Linked DNA regions of Homo sapiens: region 1 is linked to region 2. Evidence: read pairs that join two places in POLR2A ChIA-PET (ENCODE). Cell type or tissue: Panc1. All regions are shown on one strand. Links, peaks and the distances in the headings refer to the core of each region. The heading gives the core; the rest is flanking DNA.

The links. Peaks named below come from ENCODE experiments on the same cell type or tissue, not always from the same donor. Only the 100,000 strongest peaks of a DNase experiment are listed, where the experiment ranks them.
Region 1: POLR2A ChIA-PET joins it to region 2 with 12 read pairs; 6 of 35 experiments call an interaction of 5 or more read pairs at or near these places.

The regions. Positions count from the first base shown.
Region 1 is chr12:55,916,960-55,928,557 of GRCh38, reverse strand. PYM1 (PYM1 exon junction complex associated factor) reads left to right here and starts at 664. Exons shown (of 3, transcript NM_032345.3): 1 at 664-833. The coding sequence starts at 797. LOC124902941 (a long non-coding RNA gene) reads left to right here and starts at 4,787. Exons shown (of 2, transcript XR_007063325.1): 1 at 4,787-5,117. It also overlaps a transcript of DGKA not described here. RefSeq lists enhancers at 393-973, 1,053-1,222, 1,263-1,482, 974-1,554 and a silencer at 1,573-1,722. In Panc1, for the core only: no CTCF peak of the experiment used is centred there; no DNase peak of the experiment used is centred there.
Region 2 is chr12:55,859,363-55,870,960 of GRCh38, reverse strand. It overlaps the pseudogene OLA1P3 and the pseudogene RN7SL676P. Among named protein-coding and RNA genes, the nearest start is that of MMP19, 22 kb to the right of the region's middle. In Panc1, for the core only: no CTCF peak of the experiment used is centred there; no DNase peak of the experiment used is centred there.

The sequences.
Region 1 (11,598 bases), core at 4,448-6,947, 58 kb before region 2:
TACAGGCACCCGCCACCACGCCCGGCTAATTTTTTTGTATTTTTAGTAGAGACGGGGTTTCGCCATCTTGGCCAGGTTGGTCTTGAACTCCGGACCTCGTGATCCACCCGCCTTGGCCTCCCAAAGTGCTGGGATTACAGGCGTGAGCAACCGCGCCTGGGTTTTGTTTTGTTTTTTAAATGGGACATGCTGCCTAGTGTTGGAGGTAGTCACCAATACTTACCTCCTGCCTCCTCCCTGGTTCCAGGGGTACTGCTGGACATTAAACTAAGCCAAAGTGGGGATATAAGCAGGAAGGTAAAAGGGTTGATAAGGAAAAAGCTATATGAGGGTGGAGGAGGGCAGAGTTGACACCTGAGGAGAGGAACCTGCAGCCGGGCTCCTCTCAGGCTGTAGGGGAAACAAGTTTAACAGGACTTAGCCCTGAAGGAACAACAGTTGCTGAAATGGGCGGCGGAGGGAGACCATATGGGTTCGTCTGCAGAATAGGGAGGTACGGCGCAGGGCAGGACTACAAATGGAGTGACACTACGGGACCGGATTATTGGCGAGTTGCCCCGCTTTAGATCCTCAGCGGTTGGACGAGTTTAATTAGAATACTAAGTAGGTCCGCCCAGAAGCTTTCACCCTGCCCTCTGACCCTAGGGCCCAGCCCGAGGAGGCACTCAGGGTTAGGAGGTCTGGGCGAGAAGCAACTAGGGCCCTCATCACTTCGCCGCCGAATCCCCGGCGCCGCCCAGCGGGGCAGAGCCAGGCCAGGGCCGCCCGCCCAACCTGGTCCGCTGCCTCTTCGGCCATGGAAGCTGCCGGCAGCCCTGCGGCTACGGAGACAGGTGACCGACCCGCGGCGCCCTCCGCCTTGCACGCCCCTCCCGCGGGTCTCTGGTGGTTGAGTGGGTTGGCCGACAGCAATCGGCACACGAATTCGACCTCCCCACCTTCTTAGGGTTAGATAGGGTCTCCAACCGTCCCTAGAAACACTTGTGCGCCCCAGTGCGTTCCTGGAGTTTGTCTGCTCCACGTCACCAAGCCGCTCTGAGATCTGGGTGCAGGCCAGAGCCTGGATATTCTTCCTTTCTTCATTTATAAGGCCCCCTTTTTGGGTGCAGGTGGGCCTTGCGCCCTTTTCCCTCGCAGGTCCTGGACGTACGAGGAGTTCCTGGGGATGAGAGGGACTGTGCCTCGGAACTTCTCTTGGCTCCCTGAGGACTGTTTTACAGGCAGCAAGCGCTCAGTAATGGTATCGGTGGCAGTAAAAAGCCCACGGCTTTATTTTATTAACTATTTCAGCTTCTCCACTCTTCCTCCTCCTCCACCTCCGCCCATGAAATGGTGCACTCTCCCTTTAAGACTAAGATGGTGGCTTGCTACGATCGGGACTCCACTTCCGGTGGGGAGGGGGGCGGGACCCCAGCCCGCTCACGCCGGAAGTGGTTTGCGTTTTCAAGATGGCGACTCCCTATGTTACTGACGAGACCGGCGGTGAGTGCGGGAGGCGCGGAGCCGCTTCTCTCCGGGCTCTCGGGGCAGGGGTTCGGACTTGGAAAGGGGTCTGTGCCCCGCCCATCCCGGGGCCCCTCCTTTGCCCCGCCCCCCGGACCGCCTTCCCCATTCATTCTCTCCTACGGGGTGTCTCCTGCGCCCCCTTCTGGTCTCGTGTTTGGGGTCTCTGCTTCCGGTCACCCAAACCCTGGGGTCCTTCAGTGCTGGTCCCTGCTTCAGGACCCTCACGGGCCCTTAGCTTTTCTCCAGCAGTTGGACCACTCATATCTCTTTTAGGTTCTTCAGGCTTGGGGGCTTCTACACTCTCATTTCCCTCCAGTTCCTGCCCTCCTTCTTTTCCCCTCCCCCATCTCAGCTATACTTGGTTTCTGCCCTACCCCAGTCCCGTTTTCATTATTTTTCTCGAAGCTTTATTTGCTGAAGACCTCCTCGTTTCTACATAGTACCTTTTCCTCTCCCGTATCTTCATTTGTTGGGTCACTGAGGTTTAGAGGTGTGAAGGGAAGAGGACCCTAATACAACTTTCAGCTTGAGTTTTCTCCCTGATGGAGCCACCCTTCGCTACCTTCTCCCGTGATGGTGATAGAAATTGAGGGGTCTAAGGTGGGAAAAGGCAAACAGGAAAGTATCTAGTGGCTTTTCTCCGAAGCCCTTTGACAAGTGAATAAAACCCACTATTCCTTCTGGCTAGAGAAGAATTTGCAGCCTGGCTGGCCGAGATGCTGAAGTGTCTGCTGTGTATGTAAGGTGTATGTGTTGGAAACGGAGAATCACAGCTTTTATCATGGTTTTGTCCCTTCCTAATGGCCTCATCTTTAGGAAAATATGCATAGTAGTAATAGCTACTCAATGATGATCAAATAATATATGTAAAAGCAATTTATAAAATACTGTGCAAGTGCAAAGTGTTTCTGTTTTTGTAGCCCTCATATGTGTAGTCTGTAGTCTGTAGAAGCAACAGTGTGCCTGTGCCTTGGTACACACGGTGTTTTAAAATGTGCCATTTTGCTTCTTGCTCTGCTGCTTTCCATGTTCCTTACACCTCAGCCCACCTATTTTATGGTATCTGATGACAACCCAGGTTGCTGCTACTTCTCCCCAACCTCACAATTTAAAGTGGTACTACCTCTTTCCTTCTGTTCTCTACCCAGTAGCTCCTTCATGAATTACCAACTTTTAATGTGTGTTTTGAAAATACTACTTATCCAGTATACTTCTCTTTACTCTTAATCATTTTCTTTACCCTGACTCCGTGAAAATCCAGGTATCACATCTTACCTTACCTTGTCACTAAAAGCTGTTTTCTGTTTTCCGTGACTATGTGGAAGAGAAAAAGGAATAAACTGCTTTTTTGTTTTCCTTTACTATGTCCAGATCATTGATCTACCACTGTCACTCTAATCCTCATGGAAGGTATTGCCATGCAATTATAGCAGTTTCTGTAAAACTTTAGTGTCATCATTTACTGCCCACAGGGACCCAGACCTATTGCATCATATTTTTTTCTCTCCTTTTTTTCTTGCTATCATTTTCAGTGTCTCCAGCACCATTGGAATATTCTGATTTCATAGTTCCTCAGCATGAGACGGTCGACTTTCCTTTGTATTTTCAAACCAGTTGCACATCAGAATCACTACAACCTGGATCTCATCTAGGACACCGCTTTTTCTTCAGCTGCTCCCCATCACTTTAGCCTCCTTACCAGTCACCTATTTCACTATCTTAAACCCACAGGATCAGCTTTTTGTCCTCAAGTTCTCTGGTTCTTGACCTTCCCATTTCATTGAATCTGTCAGTACCTTATGGCCTTTGGTGCTGCCCAGCTAGACCTCTGTGACCAGCCACTTTGATAATATCCTCTTGCTTTCTTTATTCATTTTGATTTTCTATACTAAGCAGGCACTTCTGTTGTCTCTAATGATGGGTATGATTAGAGATGTTTTCTTGGCTTCCGCTTCTAGGCCACAGCATGTTGCTAGAGAAAAAGTACAGAGCTATCAGATTCAATATAACTTAACTTCTGCCAAGATCATGGCTTCTAATTATTTTTTTCTTTTTAAAAAAATTTTTTGCTGGGCATGGCGGCTCACGCCTATAATCCCAGCACTTTGGGAGGCCGAGGTGGGTGGATCAACTGAGGTCAGGGGTTCAAGACCAGCCTGACCAATATGGTGAAACCCCGTCTCTACTAAAACTACTAAAATTAGCTGAGTGTGGTGGCATGGTGGCGTGGGCCTGTCATCTCAGCTACTCGGGAGGTTGAGACAGGAGAATCGCTTGAACCCAGGAGGCAGAGGTTGCAGTGAGCTGAGTTCGCACCACTGCACTCCAGCCTGGGCGACAGAGCGAGACTCTGTCTCAAAAATAAATAATAAATAAATATTTAAATTTATTTTTTATGTTCTTCCATAGCTGTTTCCCCAACCTTTTCCAGATCTGTGTGACCATCCCTTTTAATTCTCCTTCTTTTGGCAGAAGACTTCATTTTTATTTCACTGAAAACTCAAGGCCTATCATTTTTGTTTCCTTTTTCTTCACAGCCAGATTTTGTTTGTTTCTTTCTTTTTTTAAAAATGAAGCGATGCAGACTTGCTATGTTGCCCAGGCTGGTTTTGAACTCCTGGCCTTAAGTGATCTTCCCACCTCAGTCTGCCAAAATGTTGGGATTACAGGTGTGAGCATGCACCTGGCCCCAGATTTCTCGAATATGAAGAAATCTCCTGATATTTCTGTTTCCTTGCTGCCTATTTGTTCTTAACTCTTTGCAGTCATTATTTCTAGCACTACCCTCTCTCGAGTTGCCTATGCCTTTTTCTAATTGTTTCGTGAATATCTTCACTCTTGGATATACTGTTATACCTCAAATCCAACCTGACCAAAACCAGTATCAGTTTTTCCATCACTATTTCTGTTAAAGGCACCATTATTCTAGCCAACCCAAGGTAAACTTTTGTATCGTTTCTTTTTTTTTTTTTCTTTGAGACAGAGTCTCACTCTGTCGCCCAGGCTGGAGTGCAGTAGCGCGATCTCGGCTCACTGCAACCTCCGCCTCCCTGGTTCAAGTGATTCTTCTGCCTCAGCCTCCTGAGTAGCTGGGATTACAGGCACATGTCACCACGCTTGGCTAATTTTTGTATTGTTAGTAGAGACAGGGTTTCATCATATTGGTCAGGTTGGCCTCGAACTCCTGACCTCGTGATCTGCCAGCCTTGGCCTCCCAAAGTGCTGGGATTACAGGCATGAGTCACCACGCCTAGCCATTTCTTTTTTTAATATTCTAAATATACTTGATTTTTTAGAACACTTTTAGATTTATAGAAAAATTGAGAAGATGCTACAGAGATTTCCCATATACCCTACACTCAGTTTCCCCATTACTGTCATCTTACGTTAATATAGTACTTTGCTTGCAATTAATGAAGCAATATTGATATATTACTATTAACTAGAATCCATACATCATTTCATTAGTTTTGTTTTTTTTTTTTTTCAGACAGGGTCTTGCTCTGTCACCCAGGCTGGAGTGCAGTGGTGCAATCACCATTTACTGTAGTCTTAACTTCTGGGCTCAAGTGATCCTCACATCTCAACCTACTGAGTAGCTGGGACTACAGGTACACACCACCACGCCTGGCTAATTTTTGTATTTTTTGTAGAAATGCGGTCTTGCTCTGTTGCCCAGTCTGATCTCAAATTCCTGGGCTCAAGCAATCCTCACGCCCTGGCCTCCCAAAGTGCTAGAATTACAGGTGTGAACCACCATGCCTGGCTGATTTCCTTAGTTTTTACTTAATTTATTTTTATATTTATTTATTTATTACTATTTTTTTGAGACGGAGTTCTGCTCTTGTTGCCCAGGCTGGAGTGCAATGGTGAGATCTCAGCTCACCGCAACCTCTGCCTCCCGGGTTCAAGTGATTCTCCTGCCTCAGCCTCCTGGGTAGCTGGGATTACAGGCATGTGCCACCATGCCCGGCTAATTTTGTATTTTTAGTAGAGATGGGTTTCTCCATGTTGGTCAGGTTGGTCTCAAACTCCTGACCTCGGGTGATCTGCCCACCTCGGCCTCCCAAAGTGCTGGGATTACAGGTGTGAGCCACTGCGCCCAGCCTTTTTACCTAATTTTTTTTTGTTGTTCCAGGATCTTATCCAGGGTACTACATAACATTTAGTTCTCATGTCTCTTTAAGCTCCTCTTGGCTGTGACATTTTCTCAGGCTTTCCTTGTTTTCCATGACCTTGAGTTTTGAGGAGTACTGGTCAGGTATTTTGTAGGATATCCTTCTATTGGAATTTGTCTGATGTATTTCTCATGATTAGATTTGGGTTATGTGTTTTGGGGAGGAAGACCACAGAGGTAAAGTGACATTTTCATCACATTGTATCAGGGTACATAGTATCACAATGATTTTTTACTGTTAATATTTTTGTTTTTTTGAGACAGGGTCTTCCCTCTGTTGCCCAGACTGGAGTGCGGTGATGCCATCATGGCTCACTGAAATCTTGACCTCCCAGTCTCAATTGATCCTCCCACCTCAGCCTCCTGAGTATCTAGGACCACAGGCGTGTGCTATCATGACCAGCTAATTTTTTTTTTTTTTTTTTTTTTGGTAAAGATGGTCTCACTATGTTGCCTGGGCTGGTCTTGAACTCCTGAGCTCAAGGTATTGTTCCCCTTTGGCCTACCAAAATTCTGGGATTACTAGGCATGAGTCACTATGCCCAGCCTGTTAGTATTGACCGTGATCATCTGGCAGAGATATTGTTTGTAAGGCTTCACTGTAAAGTTAGGCTTTACCCCCTTCCTTTCCATACTGTAGGGAAGTCACTATTGCCAGCCCACGCATAAGGAGTAGAGAGTTGTGCTCTCCTTAAAAAAAGAGATTAAGGGCTGGGCATGGTGGCATATGCCTGTAATCCCAGCACTTTGGGAGGCTGAGGCTGGAGGATTGCTTGAGGCCATCCTAAGCAACATAGCAAGACCTCTTATCTACAAAAAGATTTAAAAAAAAAACGAGCTGGGTAAGGTGGCACACACCTGTGGTCCCAGCTACTCAGGGAGCCTCAGAGGGGAAGATTGAGCCAGGGAGGCTGAGGCTGCATTGAGCCGTGATTGTGCCACTGTACTCCATCCTCAGTGAGAGGCTGTCTCAAAAAACAATTAAAAAAACACACTATTTGGCATTTTTCTGCCCAGGAGATTTTTTTCTTTTCCTTTATTAATTTATGTATATCAATATGGACTTATAGATGTGTATTTTATATGTTAGGTTATAATCCAATACTATTTTATTTGCTTTATTGCTCAAATGTTCCAGTTTTGAACATTGGGAACTCTTTTAGTTTTTTACTTGGCCCATCTCCCTTTGACATTTGCCATCATTGCAGGTATGATTTTGTTCTCTGCTCCAGTCCTGCGGTCTGCCATTTCTCCAAGAAGCCCTTGTTCTTTTTACTAAAGAGTAATGTTAAAAACTAAGATCTGATCACTAGGTGTTTTTATTTCTATGGGAGTATTTTTTTTTATTTATGGGAGTTTTATTTTTTTATGATTATTTTTATTATCATCTTTTACTTCTCTCTTGCCCTCCTCATGTATATCAGTTATCAAAATATCATTCTTTTATTCCTACTGCTGTTACCCTTATCCCATCTACAGTACTTGTTAGCTATATAGCCTTGGGAATCTAAGTCTTAGTTTTCTCATCAATGAAATTGGAATAACTCCTGCAACACAGGATTATTATGCGTATTAAAATTTAAATAAAGTAATTTACATGTTTGGCACATAAAAAGTGTCCAACACATTGTTCTATAATTATTACTATTATGTAAGGGTCATTGTATGGGTTAGAAGAAATTACTATATATGGCCAAGTACCAGGCATAGTACTTGGGCCATTCCAAGTGCCTGCTAAAATTCTAGTTTCTGTTGTTCTGCAAATATTACTGTGACCTCCTAAACTGGTCATCGTATTTCCAGTCCCTCTCTTGTTTCATTTCTACAGATACACTGCTACCAGATTACTGCTTCTTAAGTGCAAATTTAGTTATGTAATTTTTGTTCAATATTAATTCATCAACCCAGAGTCTGCTGTTATATATGGCATATATCTTTCTAAACTGTTTTAAACATAGCAGAACCAGATGGTATATACATTTTTATATCTTGCCTTTTCATTTAGCCTTATGAGGTAAATGTTTTTCCTTGCTATTAAAAACTCTGTAAACATCTTTTAAAATACTGGCAGAGTGTTTTATAGTTTGGGCATGCACCCTATCTTACTTTCTTCTGTTATTGGACTTTTAGATTGTTTTCAGAATTTTTATTATAAGAACACTAGAATGTTTTTGTGCATGCATCTTTTTCGGCATTTAGGGTTATTTTCTTTTTCTTTTTTTTTCTTTTTTTTTTTTTGAGACGGAGTCTCGCTTTGTCACCAGGCTGGAGTGCAGTGGTGCGATCTCTGCTCACTACAATCTCCACCTCCTGGGCTCAAGTGATTCTCCTGCCTCAGCCTCCCGAGTAGCTGGAATTACAGGCATGCACCCCCACTCCCAGGTAATTTTTGTATTTTTAGTAGAGATGGTGTTTTACCATGTTGTCTAGGCTGGTCTTGAACTCCTGGCCTCAAAGGATCGCCCACCTTGGCCTCCCAGAATGCTAGAATTACAGGCATGAGCCACCGTGCTCGGCCTGATTTTTTAAATTATCTGTAAGATGAGGTCTTGCTATGTTTCCCAGGCAGGTCTCCAACTCCTGGGTTCAAGTGATCCTCTCACCTTGGCCTCCTGAAGTGTTGGGATTATAGGCATGAGCAACTAGTTTTTCTTTTCCTTTTTTTTTTTTAAAGAGACAAGGTCTTGCTCTGTTGCCCAGGTTAGTGTACAGTGGCACAGTCATAGCTTGCTGTAGTCTTAACTGTTGGGGTCAAGCAATTCTCCTGCCTCCTCCTCCTGAGTAGCTGGTACTAGTACTACAGGCATGCGCCACCATGGCTGGCTAATTTTTGAATTTTTTTATAGAGCTATGTTGCCCAGGCTGTTCTCAAACTCATTTTCACAAGCAGTGCTCCCACCATGGCCTTCCAAAGTGGTGGGATTACAGGCATGAGCCACTGCACCCAGCCTAGTTTTTCTTTTTTCTTTTTCTTTTTTTTTTGAGACGGAGTCTTGCTCTGTCTCCAGTCACCCAGACTGGAGTGCAGTGACGCGATCTCTGCTCTGCCAACTGGGCTCAAGCTATTCTGCCTCAGCCTCCCAAATAGATGAGATTACAGGCACGCACCACTATGCCCAGCTATTTTTTTGTATTTTTAGTTAGAGATGGGGTTTCACCGTGTTGGCCAGGCTGGTCTCGAACTCCTGACCTCAGGTGATCTGCCTGCCTTGGCCTCCCAAAGTGCTGGGATTATAGACGTGAGCCACCATGCCTGGCCCCCAGCCTAGTTTTTCTAAGCACATATGCATATATAACATTAAGGTAAAATGACATATTTTGAATTATACTGTTAAGATTGGCTGTTATTTTCTAAAATATGAATCCTTGAAACACCTAGTAATCTTCTGAGATGTGACACAAAATAAATAACTAAAATAGAGGCCGGGAGTGGTGGCTCACGCCTGTAACCTCAACACTTTGGGAGGCTGAGGCGGGTGGATTGCTTGAGCCCAGGAATTCGAGACCAGCCTGGGCAACATGGCAAAACCTCGTCTCTACTAAAAATACAAAAAATTAACTGGGTGTGGTGACACACACACTCCTGTAGTCCCAACTACTTGGGAGGCTGAGGTGGGAGGAATTGCTTGAGCCTGGGAGGTGGAGACTGCAGTGAGTCAAGGTCCAGCTATTGCACTCCAGCCTGGGTGACAGTGACCTCATCTCAAAGATAAATAAAATAAAATGCAAATAATGTTTCTGTGCACAAATTTTGAGAAACACTGTAAACCATATTCCCATCTTGCATATGTACCTGAATAAGAACATAGTAACTCATTTAAGCCTTGCTGTTAAAAAAAACAAACGCAAAATCTTTTTTGGTGTTTAACCCAGAATTTCCCAAACTTATTTAACAATTTTTAGGGATAACCCCTGTTTAATATCTTATGGGAGTAGTATTTTACATAACAAAAGCTTTGGGAAATGTGATTAAATGATAGGACTACCTTTTTTATTTTTGTTTTTTTGAGATGGACGCTTGCTCTGTCGCCCAGGCTGGAGTGCAGTGGTGCAATCTCGGCTCAGTGCGACCTCTGCCTCTCAGGTTCAAGCGATTCTCCTGTCTCAGCCTCCCAAGTAGCTGGGACTACAGGCACGTGCCACCACGCCCAGCTAATTTTTGTATTTTTAGTAGAGACGGGGTTTCACCGTGTTGGCCAGGCTGGCCTCAAACTCCTGACCTCAGGTGATCCACCCGCCTTGGCCTCCCAGTGCTGGGATTACAGGTGTAAGCCACCATGTCCAGCCTAATTTTTAAATTTTTTATAGAGATGGAGGTCTTACCATCTTACCCAGGATGGTCTTGAACTCCTGGGCTCAAGTGATCCTCCTACGTCAGCCTCCTAGTGTGCTGGGATTACAGACGTGAGCCACCATGCCTGGCCTATTTGTTGATTTCCATTTTTATTTTAGATTTAGAAAATGTGCAGGTTTGTGGTTGGGCGCAGTGGCTCACGCCTGTAATCCCAGCACTTTGGGAGGCCGAAGCGGGCGGATCATGAGGTCAGGAGATTGAGACCATCCTGGTTAACACGGTGAAACCCCATCTCTACTAAAAATACAAAAGAAACTTAGCCGGGCATGGTGGCGGGCACCTGTAGTCCCAGCTACTCGGGAGACTGAGGCAGGAGAATGGCGTGAACCCGGGAGGCGGAGCTTGCAGTGAGCCGAGATCACGCCACTGCACTCTAGCCTGGGCGACAGAGCGAGACTCCGTCTCAAAAAAAAGAAAAAAAAAAAAAAGAAAATGTGTAGGTTTGTTACATGGGTATAATTATGTGATGCTGAGGTTTGGGGTATGAGTGATCCCATCACCCAGATAGTGAGCTTAGTACCCAATAGTTAAGTTTTTTTTTTGTTTGTTTGTTTGTTTTTTGTGATGGAGTCTTGCTTTGTTGCCCAGGCTGGAGTTCAGTGGTGTGATCTTGGCTCACTACAACCTCTATCTCCCGGGTTGAAGTGATTCTCCTGCCTCAGCATCCCAAGTAGCTGGGATTACAGGCATGCACCACCATGACCGGCTGAGTTTTGTATTTAGTAGAGTTGGGGTTTCACCGTGTTGGCCAGGCTGGTCTCCAACTCCTGACCTCAGGCGATCCATCTAGCTTGGCCTCCCAAAGTGCTGGGATTACAGGCGTGAGCCACTGTGCCTGGCCCCAGTAGATAGTTTTTAAACCCGTGCCCGCCTCTAATAATCCCCAATGTCTGTTGCTGCCATCTTTATGTCCGTGAGTACCCAGTGTTTAGCTCCTACTTATAAGTGAGAACATGCAGTATTTGGTTTTCTGTTCCTGTGTTAATTTGCTTAGGATAATGGCCCTCAGCTGCATCCATGTTGCTACAAAGGACATTATTTTGCTCTTTATGGCTGTGACAGACTACTTTTTATTTAATTAATTAATTTTTTTTTGTTTTGAGATGGAGTCTTGCTCTTGTTGCCCAGGCTGGAGTGCAATGGTGCGACCTTGGCTCCCTGCAACCTCTGCCTCCTGGGTTCAAGTGATCTCTTGCCTCAGCCTCCCAAGTAGCTGAGATTATAGGCACCCACCACCACGCCCGGCTAATTTTTTTTATTTTTAGTAGAGACGGGCTTTCACCATGTTGGCCAGGCTGGTCTCGAGCTCCTGACCTCAGGTGATCCACCCGTCTTGGTCTCCCAAAGTGCTGGGATTGCAGGCATGGTGAGCCACTGCGCCCAGCTGACAAACTACTTTTTAAATTTTTTTTTATTTTTGAGACAGAGTTTCACTCTGTTGCCCAGGCTGGAGTACAGTGGTGTGATTGCAGTTTACTGCTGGCTTGACCTCCTGGGTTCAAGTGATCCTCCCAGCTTAGCCTCCCAAGTAGCTGGGATTACAGGTGTGCGCCACCATGCC
Region 2 (11,598 bases), core at 4,469-6,968:
CAGAGTGAGACTCCGTCTCAAAAAAAAAAAAAAAAGGAAAAGGAAGATGTAGGGTGGTAGGCTAGGCCCGTCTCGCCTCTTCATGTTTTTCTGCCTGCTTTATATTCTCTGGGGGCTGATTAGATGGTGCCCACCAGATTAAGGGTGGATCTGCCTTCCCCAGCCCACTGACTCAAATGTTAATCTCTTTTGGCAATGCCCACACAGACATACCCAGGATTAATACTTTGTATCCCTCAATCCAATCAAGCTGCCACTCAGTATTAACCATCACAAGCCCCAAACATGATATAATTTGCAGTCAAATCCTGGGTATAGATCAAAAGAAACATCATTGTTTCTATCATGATTGGGACAAAGAGATTGTATTTTTAAATATTTATTTTTTACTTCTAAACCAGTGGTGTACTTGATTAATCTTTATGAAAAAGTCTGCATTAGAAAGAAAAATGAATGTTTGATAAAAATAAAGAGTTGGTGGACAAGTATGACTCCGGTGTATTGGTCATTACTTTGAGTGGGGCCTTGGAACACATGTTGCAAGAACTGAGTACTGAGAGAGACAGAGTATCTGAAAGTGAACATGACACAGAGTACTTTGCTAAAGATCATTAAGGCTGGTTTTGCAGTACTCCTGCTAGAACACTTTTTCACTGCAGGCCCAGATGAAGTACATACGTAGACCATCTGCAAAGAGATGGAGGCTCCTCAGGCCGTGGAACAGATTCATACAGATTTTGAAAAGGAATTCAGTATGGCTGACATAATGAAATATGAAAATTTTAAAGAGGACGTTTCTGAAAATGCAGTGAAGCCTGCTGCAAAGTACAGACAACAAAGCAGAAATTATACTGTGGAAAGTGTAGATGTTATTTTCTTTAAATTTAGTACACCTCAACAACCAAAGAAGAAACAAATTTTAGTTATTGCTTAGACAAATGTACAACTTCCAAAAGGCCTATGACTTTTTAAAATTAAAATTTCTGGCTGGGCATGGTGGCTCACACCTGTAACCCCAGCACTTTGGGAGGCTGAGGCGGGTGGATCACGAGGTCAGGAGATTGAGACCATCCTGGCCAACATGGTGAAACCCCGTCTCTACTAAAAATACAAAAATTAGCTGGGTGTGGTGGCACGTGCCTGTAATCCCAGCTACTCGGGAGGCTGAGCAGGAGAATTGCTTGAACCTGGGAGGCAGAGGTTGTAGTGTGCCGAGATCGCACCACTGCACTCCAGCCTGGCGACAGAGCGAGACTTCGTCTAAAAAAAAAAAAAAAAAGAAAAAAAAAATTCTGAAAACTGAAGGGACAACGTTGGGGAGATGGGAATCTTCTACAAACAAGTTATTTTAATTTTTAATTTTTGAAACAGGGTCTCACTTTGTCACCCAGATTGGAGTGAAATGGCATGATTATAGGTCACTGTAGCCTAGGACCACTCCCAGACTCAGGTGATCCTCCCACCTCAGCCTCCCAAGTAGCTGAGAATACAGGTGAGTATCACTATGCCTGGCTAATTTTTTAAAAAATGTTTTGTAGAGAAGGCCTTGCTATGTTGTCCTGGCCTCAAATGATCCTCCCACTTTGGCCTCCTAAAGTGCTGGGATTACAGGTATGAGCCACCATGTCCAGCCTTGAAACCCCTCTTTATTTATTTGTTTGTTTGAGATGGAGTCTCACTCTGTTGCACAGGCTGGGGTGCAGTGGTGTGATCTTGACTCATTGAAACCTCTGCCTCCAGAGTAGCTGGGATTACAGGTGCGTGCCACCACACCCAGCTAATTTTTGTATTTTTAGTAGAGATGGGGATTTCCCATGTTGGCCAGGCTGGTCTCAAACTCCTGGCCTCAAGTGATCTGCCCACCTTGGCTTCCCAAAGTGCTGGGATTACAGGTGTGAGCCACCACATCCAGCCCTGAAATCCCTTTTGAAAATTATGTGTTTGGGCCAGGCGTGGTGGCTCACACCTGTAATCCCAGCACTTTGGGAGGCCGAGGTGGGTGAATCACGAGGTCAGGAGTTTGAGATCAGCCTGGCCAACATAGTGAAACCCTGTCTCTACTAAAAATAAAAAATATTAGCCACGCATAGTGGTGGGTGCCTGTAATCCCAGCTACTCGGGAGGCTGAAGAAGGAGAATCACTTGAACCCGGGAGGGGGAGGTTGCAGTGAATTGAGATTGTGCCACTGCACTCCAGCCCAGGCAACAGAGTGAGACCCCATCACAAAAAAAAAAAAAAAAAAAAAAAAAGAGAGAAAATTATGTGCTTGGTATCTGTGTTCTCTTACTTTCTTAAGGATTGCTCTCCCGTTTACTTCTACTTCTCCCTGCTTCTCTTTCCCCTTCATTAACACAGGAAAGGATCTAGAGGGGACTTTTATTTTATTTTATTTATTTTTTGAGACAGAGTCTCACTCTGTCACCCAGGCTGGAGTGCAGTGGCGTAATTATGGCTCACTGCAGTCTTGACCTCTGGGCTCAAGTGATCCTCCCACCTGAGCCTCCCAAGTAGATGGAACTACAGGTACGTGATATGCCACTACCCTCAGCAAATTTTTGTATTTTTGTAGAGATGGGGTTTTGCCATGTTGCCCAGGCTGGTCTCAAACTCCTGGGCTCTAGTGATCTGCCTGCCTTGGCCTCCCAAAGTATTGGGATTACAGGCGTGGGCCACTGCATTTGGCTTAGAGGGAACTTATAGTGACTCAGACCCTTTAAGGAACACAGAAAAAGGCACCACTAACCCCTTTTTTTGGGTCTTCTCTCTTCCTATGGAGTCTGAAGAATGGTGGACATATTCTTCTCAGGTTTAAAGCTTTGTATTGAGTTACCTGATGTCTTTGACTTTTTTTTTTTTTTTGTGAGATGGAATTTCGCTCTTGTTGCCCAGGCTGGAGTGCAATGGTGTGATCTCGGCTCACAGCAACCTCCGCCTCCCAGGTTCAAGCCATTCTCCTGCCTCAGCCTCTGGAGTAGCTGGGATTATAAGCATGCGCCACCATGCCTGGCTAATTTTGTATTTTTAGTAGAGATGGGGTTTCTCCTTGTTGGTCAGGCTGGTCTCGAACTCTGGACTTCAGGTGATCCACCTGCCTCGGCCTCCCAAAGTGCTGGGATTACAGGCGTGAGCCACTGCGCCCGGCCTGTCTTTGACTTTTGGAGGTACCAGGGGTTACTCTGTACTATGAGATAACTTAACCTTTGTGTTTGTGATGACTGGCAAGTCACTGGTAAGAGCTGCAGTTTTGGAGGTGGTTGACTTCAGTTGTGATAAATAATTGTTACTGCAGGAGACTACAGGTTAGTGCACTTGGAGGCTATGAGAACATTCACCATCAAGGGATAAAACTTCCAGGGGGAGGCCGGATGCAGTGGCTCACGCCTGTAATCCCAGAACTTTGGGAGGCCAAGGAGGGTGGATCACGAGGTCAGGAATTCGAGACCAGCCTGGCCAACATAGTGAAACTTCGTCTCTACTAAAAATACAAAAATTAGCCGGACATGGTGGTGCACATCTGTAGTCCGAGCTACTCAGGAGGCTGAGGCAGAAGAATCGCTTGAACCCGGGAGGTGGAGGTTGCAGTGAGCCGAGATCGCGCCACTGCACTCCAGCTTGGGTGACAGAGTGAGACTTTGTCTCAAAAAAAAAAAAAAAAGAACAACAAAAAAAACTTCCATGGGGGATGGGCTGATCACAGGGTGGGTTGGTTGGTGTTGGTTACCCACCAGCTTTGGGGGAATGTCCTTGCAGCAAGGTGCACTGTGGAAACATGGTGCTAGTCTCATGGTGTTTCCCTCTTTTGGGGGGACCAAGGATTCAATGTAAAATTAGAAATCTTGGTTTTTAGGCCGGGCGCAGTGGCTCACGCCTGTAATCCCAGCACTTGGGGAGGCTGAGGCAGGTGGATCACCTGAGGTCAGGAGTTCGAGACCAGTGTGGCTAACATGGTAAAACGCCATCTCTACTAAAAATACAAAAAATTAGCCAGGCATTGTGGCGCATGCCTGTAACCCTAGCTACTCACCCAGGAGGCTGAGGCACAAGAATCACTTGAACCTGGGAGGTAGAGGTTGCAGTAAGCTGAGATCACACCACTGTACTCCAGCCTGGGCAACAGAGCAAGACCCTGTCTAAAATAAATAAATAAATAAATAAATAAATAAATAAATAAAATATATATAATATTTAAAGAGGTGGGTGCTCTGTTTTCCAGCTGTGCCTGCTTTCACATATTTAAATTATTAGGCCCCCCAGACTGCAAATGCTTTGTTGGCCCTGTTCATTAATGGGCGCTGACCTGAGTTTCGCAATGCAGTGAGAAAACAGAGACTAAATTAAAAACTGTTTAGCTAGGTTAGTCTCCAAAATACAACTTTCTGGGATTTAGCTGGTTATTTTAATAAGATTTCTAAATTCCCTCTAGGCTCATCTATATGTTTCCTTGTAAAATCCTATGGTAAATTCTTATGATTTTGTGTTTCCTTGGCACCCTTTTTTTTTTCTTTTCTTTTCTTTTTTTTTGAGACAGAGTCTTGCTCTGTCACCCAGACTGGAGTGCAGTGGCACAATCTTGGCTCATTGCAACTTGTGCCTCCTGGGTTCAAGCGATTCTCCTGCCTCAGCCTCCCAAGTAGCTGGAATTACAGGCGCCCACCACCACGCCCAGCTAATTTTTGTGTTTTTAGTAGAGATGGGGTTTCACCATGTTGGCCAGGCTGGCCTTGAACTCGCAACCTCACATAATCCTCCCACTTCAGCCTCCCAAAGTGCTGAGATTACAGGCATGAGCCACTGAGTCCAGTGCTTTTTTTTTTTTTTTAAATTCCTGGCAGGCTATGAATGGCATTTATTTTTAATCTTTCTCTAACACACCCAAACTCCTTTTTCAAAAAGCTTAAATTTTCTTTCTGTGCTTTGAGATATAAATTTGCCACTTTGTTTTCTCTAAAACTCAGGGCTTCAGCCATGTGAAACGAATTACAGAAGCATTAGGATTGAAAAAAATACACTTTAACCTTTTCCATTCACAAAGGCAGAGTTTTAATCCAACTGTCCTTTTAAAACTAGTGAGTTTTACCAGTCTCATGGCTAAAATTAAAAAAAATAAAGATATAAAGTCTTTATTTGTGTTTGTTTGTATCTTTATGTTATATGTATACATGTCTATGTTTATATATTGTCTATATGATATCAAACTAGATTATAAATAAATGAAAACTCATAAATTAAGTAAATAAGCCCAAATGCTTTTCAAGTTCAAGTGACTTTAATAATCTTTGGTAAATAAAACCTGTTCAAAAATTGGTAAAAATCAAACAGAAACATCTTCGAAATTTAATTTAGACATTGTTTTGCCTGGGTCTATCAGTCTACCAAGTTTATGTTATCTCTGCTAGATATTTTAAGGTCATAAAATTATTGCTTCTGATATTTTTTGATACTTCCTTGTTTTGTCTGTGAGCTTATGTCTTTGAATTTGAGCCTTTAGATTTCCAGGTCTAGACAAGTGGCCTTGGTGAGGCCCGAGGACAGCACCCAGCCCCATCCTCACTATTCCAGCTGTGCCTCCTGGCCATGCTGGAGTGGCTGGATCCTCCAGGCAGCATCTTCACAGATCTGTCCTTTGCCCTGGGATCTGCATCTGGTACATAATTAAAATTGCCTACTTCCTAGGTTTCACACTAAAAATTAGGGTTACTAAGAGCTAACATTGTAATGAATATGTGTAATTAAAACTACTAGATATAAAAGAAAAAAGACAAAAAACAAACAAAAAACTACTACATACAAGAGAAACAGTTCTGTATGCAAAGTAATCCCAGCACTTTGGGAAGCCGAGGCGGGCGGATCATGAGGTCAGGAGATCAAGACCATCCTGGCTAACACGGTGAAACCCCGTCTCTACTAAAAATACAAAAATTAGCCGGGCATGGTGGCGGGTGCCTATAGTCCCAGCTACTCAGGAGGCTAAGGCAGGAGAATCGCTTGAATCCAGGAGGCAGAGGTTGCAGTGAGCTGAGATCATGCCACTGCACTCCAGCCTGGGTGACAGAGCGAGACTCCGTCTCCAAAAAAAAAAAAAAAAAAAGTTGTTTTAAATTGAAGAATGATGATAGATAAAACTAAATGGGTATAAAAAGTTGGAAAAGGCCGGGCGCGGTGGCTCATGCCTGTAATCCCAGCACTTTGGGAGGCCGAGGCGGGCGGATCACGAGGTCAGGAGATCGAGACCATCCCGGCTAAAACGGTGAAACCCCGTCTCTACTAAAAATACAAAAAATTAGCCGGGCGTAGTGGCGGGCGCCTGTAGTCCCAGCTACTTGGGAGGCTGAGGCAGGAGAATGGCGTGAACCCGGGAGGCGGAGCTTGCAGTGAGCCGAGATCCCGCCACTGCACTCCAGCCTGGGCGACAGAGCGAGACTCCGTCTCAAAAAAAAAAAAAAAAAAAAGTTGGAAAAAAGGAATGAAAAAATTGTAAGAGGTTATAAAAGGTTTACAAAAATGTTACCTTGTGTGGTCAAAATTGGTTGAAATTGGATGGATTTGTTTATAAGAGTTTATTAAAATTAGCTTTGGCATTAATAATACACATGCAAAGATAGAATTTGGCTTTCTCTTTTAAACAAGGTTTTTGTGCAGTATTAAGAGACAGTAAAAGATTTTTGCTTACTTTTTTTTTTTTTTTTTTTTTGTGATTGAGTCTTGCTCTGTCACCCTGGCTGGACTGCAGTGGTGCGATCTCGGCTCACTGCAAGCTCTGTCTCCTGGGTTCACACCATTCTCCTGCCTCAGCCTCCCGAGTAGCTGGGACTACAGGCACCCACCACCACGCCCAGCTAATTGTTTGTATTTTTATTTTATTTTATTTTATTTATTTATTTTTGAGATGGAGTCTCACTTTGTCACCCAGGCTGAAGTGCAGTGGCATGATCTCGGCTCACTGCAAGCTCCGCCACCTGGGTTCATGACTTTCTCCTGCCTTAGCCTCCAGAGTAGCCGAGACTACAGGCATCCACCACCACAGCTGGCTAATTTTTTTTGTATTTTCAGTAGAGACGGGGTTTCACTGTGTTAGCCAGATCTCGATCTCCTGACCTCGTGAACCACCCGCCTCGGCCTCCCAAAGTGCTGGGATTACAGGCGTGAGCCACCTCGCCTGGCCAATTTTTGCTTACCTTTTAATTAAACTGCAAAAACTACTTGGCCTCCTGACTAGCTGGCTAATGTCACAAAGCCTGGCTAATTTAAACAATATTCATAGAGATGTGGTCTCACTATGTTGCCCAGACTGGTCTTGAACTCCTGGGCTCAAACAATCCTCTGACCTTGGCCTCCCAAAATGCTGGGATGACAGGTATGAGCCAATGCACCTGGCTCCTTGTTTTGTTTTTTAGAGGCAGGATCCCAATCTGTCACCCAGACTAGGGTACAGTGTCATGATCATTGCTCATGATAGCCTAGAACTACTTCTGGGCTCAAGTGATCCTCCCACCTCAGTTTCCCGAGTAGCTAGGACTACAGGGTCATGCCACCATGCCTGGCGCCTAGCTATTTTTAAAAGATTTTGCAGAGATGGGGTCTTGCTATGTTGCTCAGGCTTGTCTTGAACTCTTGATCTTGTGATCCACCCACCTTGGCCTCCCAAAGTGTTGGGATTACAGGCATGAGCCACTGCACCCAGCCTTTATCATTATTATTATTATTTTTGAGACAGAGTCTCTGCCCGGGAGGGAGGTGGGGGGCAGCCCCCGCCCGGCCAGCCGCCCTGTCCGGGAGGTGGGGGGCGCCTCTGCCAGGCTGCCCTGTCTGGGAAGTGAGGGGCCCCTCTGCCCAACCGCCACCCCGTCTGGGAGGTGTATCCAACAGCTCGTTGAGAACGGGCCATGATGACGATGGCGGTTTTGTCAAATAGAAAAGGGGAAAATGTGGGGAAAAGAAAGAGAGATCAGATTGTTAAAAAAAAAAAAAAAAAAAAAAAAGACAGTCTCTGTTACCCAGCCTGGAGTGGAGTGGCGTGATCTTGGCTCACTGCAACCCCTGCCTCCCAGGTTAAAGTGATTCTTGCCCCTCAGCCTCCTGAGTAGCTGGGATTACAGTCGCGTGCCACCACACTCAGCTAATTTTCCTAGTTTTAGTAGAGACAGGGTTTCACCATGTTGGCCAGGCTGGTCTCGAACTCCTGATCTCAAGTGATACACCTGCTTCAGCCTCCCAAAGTGCTGGGATTACAGCATGAGCCACTGTGTGTGGCCTAATGTTTGTTTTTGAGACAAAGTCTCTCTCAGTCACCCAGGCTGGAGTGTAGTGGCAAAATCATGGCTCACTTCAGCATTGAGCTCATGGGCTCAATCAGTCCTCCCTCCTCAGCCTCCTGAATAGCTGGGACTACAGATGCATGCCACTGGATAATTTTTGTATTTTTTGTAGAGATGGGGTTTTGCCATGTTGCTCATGCTGGTCTGGAACTCCTAGGCTCAAGTGATTCACCAGCCTTGGCTTCCCAAAGTGCTGGGATTACAGGCATGAACCACTGCACTTGGCCTTGAGCTATTTATAGTTTATAACAATTGGGTAAATTATACTTCTATGAGCAAAATCAAAATATTTGCTTTTCTCTCTGCCTGATTTCTCCAGAATTCAGAAACTGTTTGTGAAGATTCTTAGTTTATGGCAATATGGTTATTTGAAAAATTTCAATAAGAATCCGTTTTCTTTTGTAAAGAGACACAATTGGAGCCTTATTTTACTAAGGCTGTGACAGGACTGGCATATTTTCAAATATGACCAATTGTTTTCAGGAATTGAAGTAGACTTTGCAGAGTTGATATAAAGCCTCCTGGAAAGCCTGGCCTGCTACCTTGTCTACATATTTCCCTTAACAAGGTTTCTGACTTGTGATAAGTAAAGAATGTCACTTTCTGACAGGTCTAGGAATTTCTTTCATTCTTTTTTTTTTTTTTTTTTTAAGACAGTGTCTCACTCCATCACCCAGGCTGGCGTATAGTGGCATGCTCTCAGCTCACTGCAACCTCTGCCTCCCAGGCGCAAGTGATTTTCAAGCCTCAGCCTCTCAAGCTGGGATTATAGGTGCCCACCATCATGCCCGGCTAATTTTTGTATTTTTAGTAGAGACGGGGTTTTGCTGTGTTGACCGGGCTGGTCTCAAACTCCTGGCCTCAAGTGATTCGCATGTCTCAGCCTCCCAAAGTGCTGGGATTATGGGCATGGGCCACCGCACCCAGCCCAGGTCTAGGAATTTCAAGGTATTTTGAGGACCTTGGGAAGAAAAGAATTCACCAGATTCATATAGGTGTTACAATCTGATGATAAATCTTTGACGTGGGTTTCTAGCCTTCAGGCTTTTAAAAGTCGAATCTAAAATTCCTTATTAAAAAATTCTGGCCAGGTGCCGTGGCTCATACCTGTAATCCTAGCACTTTGGGAGGCTGAGGCGGGCGGATCACTTGAGGTCAGGAATTCAAAACGAGCTTGGCCATCATGGTGAAACCCCATATGTACTAAAAATACAAAAAATTAGCTGGGCATGGTGGTGCACACCTGTAATCCCAGCTACTAGGGAGGCTGAGGTAGGAGAATTGCTTGAATCCGGGAGGCGGAGGTTGCAGTGAGCCAAGATCGTGCCACCGCACTCCAGCTTGGCAGACAGAGTGAGATTCCATTTCAAAAAAAAAAAAAAAAAAAATTTCAGCAAAGACAACTTTAAAAGATACTATATATACTATATGACCAATCACTATTCTTGCTGCACTTTATGCAGATAATCAGGCCACGTATAATACAAGTAAAATGTATTTTGCAAATAAATTGATCCTATTATTATTTGTCTTTGGTAGAAGTAGAAATGGGGAACTGGAAAGAGAAAAATTATGTTTCACAAAAAAATATAGTACACATGATATTAGATTGTAGCCTTGGCCGTTGTTTTTGAGTCTTTATTATTTGCCTACAATTTGGACTGAATCTGAATTCTTTCCCAGATACAAGTCTCCAAACTAATGTTTTCAAATTTTCCTGCGATTTTTCTGACTCAGACTCACTAAAAATTAAAATTGTGCTTTTATTGAAGCCCTGCATACTGAAGCTAGATAGCTTGATGTATACTCCAGGAGAAATCACCACAGCAACTTATGTAGAAACAGCATTTGTGCTTGCTAATGTATAGAATACTCAGAAAGTTCACCTGAACACCTGGTTCGAATTACAATTCAGAAAAATCTGTCGGATTGCATTGGCAATCTGAAGATACTTTAGAGACTCTGCAAAAATGAATTTATAGACTACTCCTGACATTAACTTTTGCTCTTCTTCCGTTTCCATATAAATGACTCTTATTAAAGATCTGTTTGTCTGCATCATAAATAGAGGCCTAGCCCATCTGCAGTGGCACCGCCTAGAATGGGACACAGCTGTTTAACCAAACTGATCTATTCTCAGAACTAAGACTCTGATTAATGAAGAAATGGGATGATACATTTAAATTTGCTCTTTTCTGCTTATCCAAATTTGTCAGCTCCTTTCTCTATCTCTATCTAACAACCTTCAACTCAAATCTCTCCAAAGCTATCAACCTGACTTTTAATATTTGAATCATTTTTAAGTTTCAAAGTGGGGACTGAAGGAAATAAAAATGTTTTACCCCAAAATATATTTATTTGATATATTCTGAGATGGCTGTCAGAGAGCCAGAAAATAGTAGCTCTGTAAAGCTGTATTTTGTGGGGGAAGATTTGCATCTGTAAGAATCTGCATTGATACAGCTTGGCCTTCCCTTGCCCAAATCCAGAGAAGATTCAGTGAGAGTCTGACACCTTTAAACCCCTGAAAGAAACATGTACCATCAATCCTCTTTGAGGGCTGCTGCTTGAGAGGTTTCATTTGCAGTACAAGACCACCTTTGCTAGCCAGGCCTCTTCTCGCCTTCCCATTATCTGTTTTGCCACTATAACTTGATTTACCACTGTAGCCTGTTTTTGGCCATGCTCTGAGCCCCATTCTATCTGTAACCTCGAGATGGTATATAAGCTTCTGCACCACACTGGGGATAGGATAATCATTCTACGGCTGTCTCCCCTGTACACATTATTAAGTTTGTATGCCTTTTCTCCAATCAATCTGCCTTTTGTGAGTTGAGTTTTCAGTGAACCTTCAGAGGCTAGAGGGTAAGTTTTCCTTTGGCCCCTACAAAACCTTACTGAGAAAAGGTACAAGAAAGATAAATTGTGAGCTTGAATTTCTGAAGATGCCTTTATTCACCTTTCACATTTGACTTATAGTTTGGCTGGGTATTTAATTCTAGGTTAAAATAATTTCTTTCAGAATTTTAAAGGCATTTTTTTTTAACGTTAGCCTTCAATATTGCATTGAGAAAACAGATGTCATCTCATTCCTGATACCTAATATATGACTTGTGCTTTCTCTCTGAAAGTTTTAGGGGCTGGGTGCAGTAGCTCATGCCTGTAATCCCAGCACTTTGGGAGGCCGAGGTGGGCAGATCACCTGAGGTCAGGAGGTTGCGGCCAGAGTGGCCAACATGGTGAAACCCCATCTCTACTAAAAAAATACAAACAAAGGGCCGG